Linked DNA regions of Homo sapiens: region 2 is linked to region 1. Evidence: chromatin loops called from intact Hi-C (ENCODE). Cell type or tissue: CD14-positive monocyte. All regions are shown on one strand. Region 1 overlaps CPNE4 (copine 4). Region 2 overlaps NEK11 (NIMA related kinase 11).

Region 1 (4,000 bases):
TTACAAAATATCAAAATAGAAAAATTTAAATGCATTCAAAATAAAATGTCACATAGTTCAAGACCATTCTTTGGTGCATTAAAACTGATCTTCCAACATGTAATAATACAGTTGCCTTTCTCCTGATTGAATGTAGATGGCAAAGAATAGATTACTGATTTTAATTCTTTTTAAGATGTCCCCAAAATCTTATAATATTTTCTTTTCAGGGAAGCACATTATGATAATAATTTAGGTTGGGGTTACACATCCATTTTTTGGATAAAGTATTTATGTGATAGTTGATGGTAAATCCAAAAATCAAGCACAATAAATGGGTCAGGTAAGATGCATCATCTTTTCTATGTTATTTGAAATAGTCTATAGTAAGGCCTCAATTAGTGTTAAACTCAGTGAATATCTCCTAAACTTGTGACTGCATAATAAAAACATATTAGTGCCTACATATACTTTCAGGTTTTCTTTTTCTGTACTAGAAACTGCAGTTATGTGGGAGCTTTCTGTTTGCTGTATGAACTACTAAATATATGTGATATATTGGATATATTTTCTCCTAAATCAGCACATCCTGGGAAGTCCTTTATTTGTCTGCTGTATTCTTTGGAAACCCTCTTGGGAACCATCAGCTTTTAGCTCAGTAAATATTGAGGGTTGGAAGGCAAGTCTCAAAAATAAGAAAGTGATAAGGATGCCTTCTTTGGGAAAGTTTATTCCAGTCCTATTATTTTAGTCATAGGGCTGGAAGGGGAGCCCATTTAAGCTGATCTGTGATGGACTCATCTCTAAACTGTGATCAGCAACTTTCAACAGTGCAATATTTACCCAATAAATGTGATTGAATTTGTACAAAGTCATTGTCTGCAGCCATCTCCGTTAATGTGCATGTTCTATGACTCTCAGAACTGGAAGAGAGCTTGGGGATCATCTGCTGACTCTAGCAATTTAATTTGACAAATGTGGAAACTAAAGCTCAAATAAGTGACTTCTCAAAATCAGGAGACTCATTCAACAACCCTTCTGATTACTCCCCTCATAAAGAAACTCAAGTTCCCTGGAGATAATTACAGCAGTGGAGCCAATCTCTGGCACCATGTGCACTGCTGATCTTTATTAAGTATGAGTTAGGGATGATTGCGGGGGTGTCTCCCACCTCCATTAGAGTGTTAGGAGGAGTAGGCTTGGGACTTATTACATTGCTGTCTCTTGGAGCCAGTGCAATATTTACCCAATAAATGTGATTGAATTTGTACAAAGTCATTGTCTGCAGCCATCTCTGTTAATGTGCATGTTCTGTAAAAAATTGCTCATGCATAGACTTAGCTTTCTATTTTAAATGTCACAATTGAGTCAATAAAGTAAACAAAGAGAGTTTATGAGTGTTTACAGTTCCAGGAACACACAGGGGAATCCTTTATTCTGTTTTAAATTAAAGCGTCATTCAAAAAGAACAAACTTTCTTAAATGTTGCTTTTACATCTTTGGCTCAGAACACAGTATTTCTAACTTTGTTTTTCTTATTACTTAGGAAACTAGAGAAATTTCTCCTTGGAAATGTCAGGGGGAAAATACAGTATTTCGGATTAACTTTAGAAAGCTCAGGTTTAAGGCTTATTGACCAGAAGACCTCTTTCTTATCCAAGTGTAGGGCAATTCATTGCACCTTGAGGTAGGGGAGGAGCAAAATCAGGCTGGCAGGGGTCCACGGCAGGGCAAGCCCTAGGAGCTGGTGAGTCTAGAAGGACGGACTAGAGAGAGCTGGCATTGGAATGGACAATCGCTAGAGGGCGCCGGAGCACTAGCAGAGTCAACCTCCGGGACCCATAAGCAGGGCTTCTAGGATAAGGAATGGAGTTTGACCCAACCCCAAGATATGCCCTGGGGATATTGGTTTTCTCAGGTGCATCTGACTCTCCGGCCTGGATTGCCTCGCTGCGGAGAGGGGACAAAAGGTTTTGCCCTGAGCATCTGGTGGTGTCTTCCAGTGCCTGGTTAGGTTGCTCCGCGGCTGGACAGTCTGACTACTCTCAAAACTCCTCGTGACAGGCCTTTCTGGGGTCTGATCGCCCTTTGTTTCCTTACACTTGGGCCTGTTATCAGAAGAACTCTGAATCCGGAAATACCTTGTTTAAATTTGGGCTACAGTTTTCAAGATCCAGGCATTTGGGTGAATCACTTAACCCGAGTATTAGGATCTGGAAAATGGGGCTAGTAATTGTTGTAAATGTGAGGTGTTTAAAAGTGTCTGGCATTTTAGTGCGTAGATAAATGCTACTTCCTGTGCCCATTCTCTTGGGAGTTCTCCCCAAACTTCACCCTTTAAAAAAAAAAAAAAGAAAAATTAAGAATATATTTTACTTAACACAAAATTTTAAAAAATCATGTAATCGATATAGAGATTATTGAGATATTTTACATTCTTTTTTTTCTAGTACTAAATCTTTGAAATCTAGCATGTATTTTTATACTTACAGCACATTTTAATTCAGATTTGCCACATTTTAAGTGCTTAATGCTCCTATGTGGGTAGTGGCTACCCTATTGAAACAGTGCAGATCTATAAGAAGAGAAAATAAAATTACTTTCGCCATTTTTCCTTTTTGTTAAAGGTTAGCAATAATATATACAATGCTTGGCACACAATAGGAGCTTAACACAGGTTCACTGTGATTGTTATTTGCTATCACCATTTTATTTTTAAATGGGCCTCTTCTCCCATCTCTTATCCCTTCCCCCATCTCTTACCCCTTCCCCCTCAGCAGAAGGGTCTCATTCATCTATCTGTTGAATAATAATTGGTCACAGCATTTATGTCAAAAGCTGTGCTAGGCACTGGGGATAAACATAAAAACTTGAGGCACAGGCAGACTGGTGAAAAGAAACATTGAAATTGTGCTGTTAAGTGTGAGGAGAAAGATGAACAAATGATGCTAGGTAAGAGATAAAGAAGGAGATATTTGGTTTGTCTCAAAGGACCTGGGAAGTGGTCCTTTACAAGTCCTGTTATACTAAGGTGTTTTTCCTCTCCCTGTATTTCAAGGAAACAGGTGGACAGAAGGTAATTTTGAGGGAGAAGTGGAGGGGGTGGCATCTCATTCAGCAGGCACTTTGGTTTGTATGTATTCTTAACAGCGCTAATAGAGATTCTAAAATCTAATCAACTTGCACCATGCCCTGTATGTAGTAATTTCATCAATATCATGAAGTAAATGCCTAAATCATTGACTTAATTCATTTAAACAGAAAATGATTTGGAAGGAAATGTAATAGAAATATAACCAAGAACCTTTACCATTAAGTGATGGGTCTGAAACAATCTAAATAAGAACTCTGTTTTAAAAATATTGAAAGGTGTATTTCATACAAATATCCATAAAAATGAAAAATAATAAGGGCAATAGAATGGCCCAAAACAATACTTTATCATTATCATTAAAGACAAAGAAGGCTTTTAAGATGTTAGTAGCCACTAGCATTGCAAGATGACTGAGGTGATGTCTTTGTTATCTTCGGAGCAGTTGATTCAACAGGTAACTCAGAGATATAAATTTCAGTGGCAAAAGTCAAGGAGTTTTGCACCTGACATTGTGCTAATGTGAAACTAGGGATGGACACCTTTGATCATGTGTGTTAACGTTATCTGGCCAGGTAGACTGCAGAGCTCCCGAGAAGCCATTGTCAGATTTCTTTTGCTTGGTGGCCTTTACGTCCTGTGACTTGACTGATTGTGAATTGTATTGGAGAAAAGGCACGATAAGAGGAAAAGAGTGGAAATAGTTGATTTTTTGGCAACTAATAACACTCATGATAGCTCCTAACCTGATTTAATTTTAAAAAGATGGGAAAATAAATGCCTCTTATGGAATAAGAGAATGTGAGAACTTGGCAATCCCATAAAATTATGCACACCCCTCCCATTTTCCAGATAAGAAAAAAGAGACTCAGCAAGGTGAAGTGACTTGCTCAAGCTCGTTGGTGGCCTAGTTACAGCAGTGAGAATAAA
Region 2 (4,000 bases), 1.0 Mb after region 1:
TTTTTCTTACTTTCTACCTCCCTTACTCTTATGGTCTAAGACCACTCCCCTCTGTTGTCAGTATGACTCATTCTAGCATCAACTCTTGGCCCCCTATCTTCCATTTTGTTTCCATAACTGGGTAGAAAATCAGCTTGCTAGGACTTTTAAAAATCTACTCTAATGTAGACCCAAGAGCTCTCTGAGGAGGCAAGAGCCTGGACTTGAGGGCCATTTCTTTAAGGACTTGTAGGCCTTTTACTATTTAACTCCTGATCCTTATCTCAGGCAGACATATGAGATAGAGGGGGAAAAAATGCCTTCTGTAGAGATAAAGCATTTCCTTGTTACCATTTTTCCCATATTTAGACAAAGACCAAGGTGTACGATCACAGTTAAGGGGTAAAATATTTGGATACGCACTTGGATAGGACCAAGGGGAAAATACACATAAGTTAGATAGTACACAGAAACAAGTAAGATAATATTGAGTTGGAAAGGGAGTAGCCACTCCAACATCTCCGAGTGCAACCTGCCACACAGATACTTAAGCATTGTCTTGTACTGTATACTAGTTGTTTTATGTGTGTTGATATAGTCTTCCGGACTGGAAGCACCTGAAGGCTAGGCCTTATCTCCTACTGCTTCAGTTTCCTCTCTCGTGCTGAGTCCAAAGCAAAGGTCTAATATTTAAATTGTGGCCGGGCGCGGTGGCTCACGCCTGTAATCCCAGCACTTTGGGAGGCCCAGGCAAGTGGATCACAAGGTCAGGAGATCGAGACCACGGTGAAACCCCATCTCTACTAAAAATACAAAAAATTAGCCGGGTGTGGTGGCGGGCGCCTGTAGTCCCAGCTACTCGGGAGGCTGAGGCAGGAGAATGGCGTGAAGCCGGGAGGCGGAGCTTGCAGTGAGCCAAGATCGCGCCACTGCACTCCAGCCTGGGTGACAAATCGAGACTCCGACTCAAAAAAAAAAAATTTAAATTGTATTAAATACTTCATAGTTGACAGACTAAAACAGACAACAGCATAAAATCAACTCTGCATAGTAAGATCACTATATCTTAAATGTGATAAATTTTTTAAAAATCATTATAACCAACATTCTATGCTGATAAGATGAATGTTGAAATTCACTGTAGCTGTGGCCATGATTAATTACAAGTTTAATCATGTATTTTAGGGTAAACCTATTTCCTTAATATCTCTTTTCTATTAAATTACATGCACTATGCTAATGTTAAGGGCCAAAGTAATTTCTGGGCTGATCAAATCTTTTGGGTTTGATTTTTTGAAAAGATACTTTGACAATTTAACAATACTATAAAATAAAATGAATAAGAACTAGCACAATCTTTTTAGGACTATGACAACATAATTAGACTAGAGTGTCTATAATTATGAAAGAAAATATTCTCAAATATTGTTTTATGAATTTCATGATGCATAATAAAGGAAAAACCTCTATCTCATTCACCATACATTTTAACAGTTTAATTTTATTCTACTGTGATAATGAAAAAAGGGATGCCCAATATTTATGCCAGGAAGAAAACTCTCCAAACATGCATCAAGCAAGTGTAATGTCTGTACTGTAGGTTTTATTTTAATCTCACAGCTAATTCAGAAAGTGAATAAAAATGTAAAGGAATATGGTATTTACATTGTAATTAAAGGTCACCCTGTATGCAAAATGTCAATGGTAAAGTGATGCCCCCAAGTGGCATAATGATAAATTGCAATACTTTGACGGAAAAGTTAAGTACTATGTACATACAGCTGTTCCATTTTGTCAAGTTCTTTGATTAAATATAGAAATGTATATAATGAATCTGTATTTCATAGAAACTAGTCATAAGTCCTACAAACTTATTGTCATTCCTTTAACACTGATACCAAGGGATAGTCTGATACCTTCCTTATGAGCTCAAAAAGTTAAGGGTGTATCTGCAAAACAAAAAGGGAAGTCATATCTATTCTGATGTGTTGAAGGAATAGCATTCATACCATTATAGAAGTCTGTATAAAGTATTCATCTTCTAGCCACCTCTAACATTAACCAATTCCTTATGTTTGTGGTCTAGTATGTAAAGCATAATTTAAAACCTTATCTAGTCAAATTGCTTGGACAATGAGTAGTGCTAATAATGTGCTTTGCTCACAAACTAATGGTTCAGTATCAACACAAAAAAAAAAGAGTTTAGTTTCCTGCCTCATATATGCATTAAACATAACAATCACTGATGAATTGATATCTTAGCTAAAAGGTTCACATTCTGAGAACCAATTTATTTTGGACAGCCACAGAGATATAAAAGATGACAACAGAATTGTTACAATCTCAAGACACATCTTGAATAAGTTTTTTAAATTACATGCCTGGTTTCAGATTGGTTTATTTGGGAAATTTTTCTCATTTAAAAGTAATCCAGAAAAACCTTCCATTTATTAGAAGTTTCCAATTGCAGTCATTGGGTGGTAATTAGCTAAAGTTTTCTTAGGCTTCCTTTAATTATTCTTTTAACTTGGATTGTTTATAATTAAGGTGAATCTGTGCTGTTTTTGAGGAATAATTATGAGCAAGGCAATGTGACATCTAAATCTTATATAAATAGGCAGATATCGTATTCTTATTACAATCCTATGAGGTATTATACTCATTTTAAAGATAAGAAAACCAAAGCTCAGATTAGGAATGTACAGAATGTAGACTTCACATTAAGAACAGGCCTGGCTTTACTTTTTGTTCACATCCAAAGCTGGGATTTTAACAATGACACCATACTGCTCTGTTTCTATTACAGCATTCTAGAATTTTGTGAGTAGTCACATTCATACTTTTTTCTGATTTTAGCAAATAATTCCAAAAGCAATTGTCTACAAAGGTCGGCACGTAGTGGAAAGGTGTGATGCAGCTGTATGCCAGAGACAGTAAGGAGAGGTAGGAATGTGGCTAACTGGAGAATATGGAATTTGTCTAAGGGAGTAGCTGCTGCCTAGCTTTAGCAGTCCATTGTGGCTACACAGGAACTGATGTTAGCAAACGTTCCCAAATCTTTTTTTTCTAGAAAAGATGAAATGCTCAATTTATATGAGCTGCTCATTTAAAAATACTGACTACTGGCCAGGCGCGATGGCTCACGCCTGTAATCTCAGCACTTTGGGAGGCCAAGGCAAGAGGATCACCTGAGGTCAGGAGTTCAAGACCAGCCTGGCCAACATGGTGAAACCCTGTCTCTACTAAAAATACAAAAATTAGCCAGGTGTGGTGGTGCATGCCTGTAATCCCAGCTACTTGGGAGGCTGAGGTGGGAGAATCACTTGAACCTGGGAGGTGGAGGTTGCAGTGAGCCAAGATCGTGCCACTGCACTTCAGCCTGGGAGACAGAGTGAGACTCCGCCTCAAAAAAAAAAAAAAACTGATTAATTTACTAAAAAGAAACACTACCCAGGCCAAACAAAAGACATCTGAAAGCCACATGTGGCCAGTATGCAATATGTTTTAGATTCTGATGATGAATGATTCCTTTCCCAGAGATTGTGGACTAGACCTTCTGGTGCCAAATGATTTTTGTCCGTTATCCTCACCACTGGATTCATTCCACAAACATGTCTGCCATCTTCAGCTCCAGTCATGTGTTTTTTTAAGATTGGTTCAGGTACAAGAAAGATCACTAACAAATCACTTGCCAACCAACCAGCCCCAGCCCCCTTTCTTCTCTCTCATTCTCTTTCTCTCTCTCTTCCCCGCTGACTACAAACACACTCTCTCCACTCACTTATTATCTTAAGTCTAAAGGTTTCAAGTTTGATCTTCATACATCTTATTTTACATCCTTTTAATTAACTTTTTAGTCCTCCTGTGAATTATCTTAAAATTTTTCATATTCCTCATTAGTTGAAGAAACCAAAATTGGATATGATCCTACAGTGTAGTTTTTAGAAGTACTGGGTCTGGTTTAGGTCTTACTCTCAATGTTTCCATAAAGGTTATCTAATAATTGTCAGAAATTTATCAT

Evidence for each region. Hi-C counts contacts between places; a loop is a spot of excess contacts. Peaks named below come from ENCODE experiments on the same cell type or tissue, not always from the same donor. Only the 100,000 strongest peaks of a DNase experiment are listed, where the experiment ranks them.
Region 2: a loop joins it to region 1, with 4 times the contacts of the local background. A loop is called at or near these places in 38 of 110 quality-filtered maps.

Annotation. Positions count from the first base shown.
Region 1 is chr3:132,027,257-132,031,256 of GRCh38, reverse strand. All of the region lies in intron 1 of CPNE4 (copine 4), which reads left to right. Among named protein-coding and RNA genes, the nearest start is that of CPNE4, 5.8 kb to the left of the region's middle. RefSeq lists an enhancer at 1,683-1,732. In CD14-positive monocyte, CTCF peaks have their summits at 1,591 and 1,790 (motif pointing right); a DNase peak (open chromatin) is centred at 1,786; H3K27me3 peaks cover 1,575 bases.
Region 2 is chr3:131,031,365-131,035,364 of GRCh38, reverse strand. The region is part of intron 3 of NEK11 (NIMA related kinase 11); the gene reads right to left. Among named protein-coding and RNA genes, the nearest start is that of NEK11, 6.5 kb to the right of the region's middle. In CD14-positive monocyte, CTCF peaks have their summits at 1,271, 1,472 and 1,681 (motif pointing left); no DNase peak of the experiment used is centred here.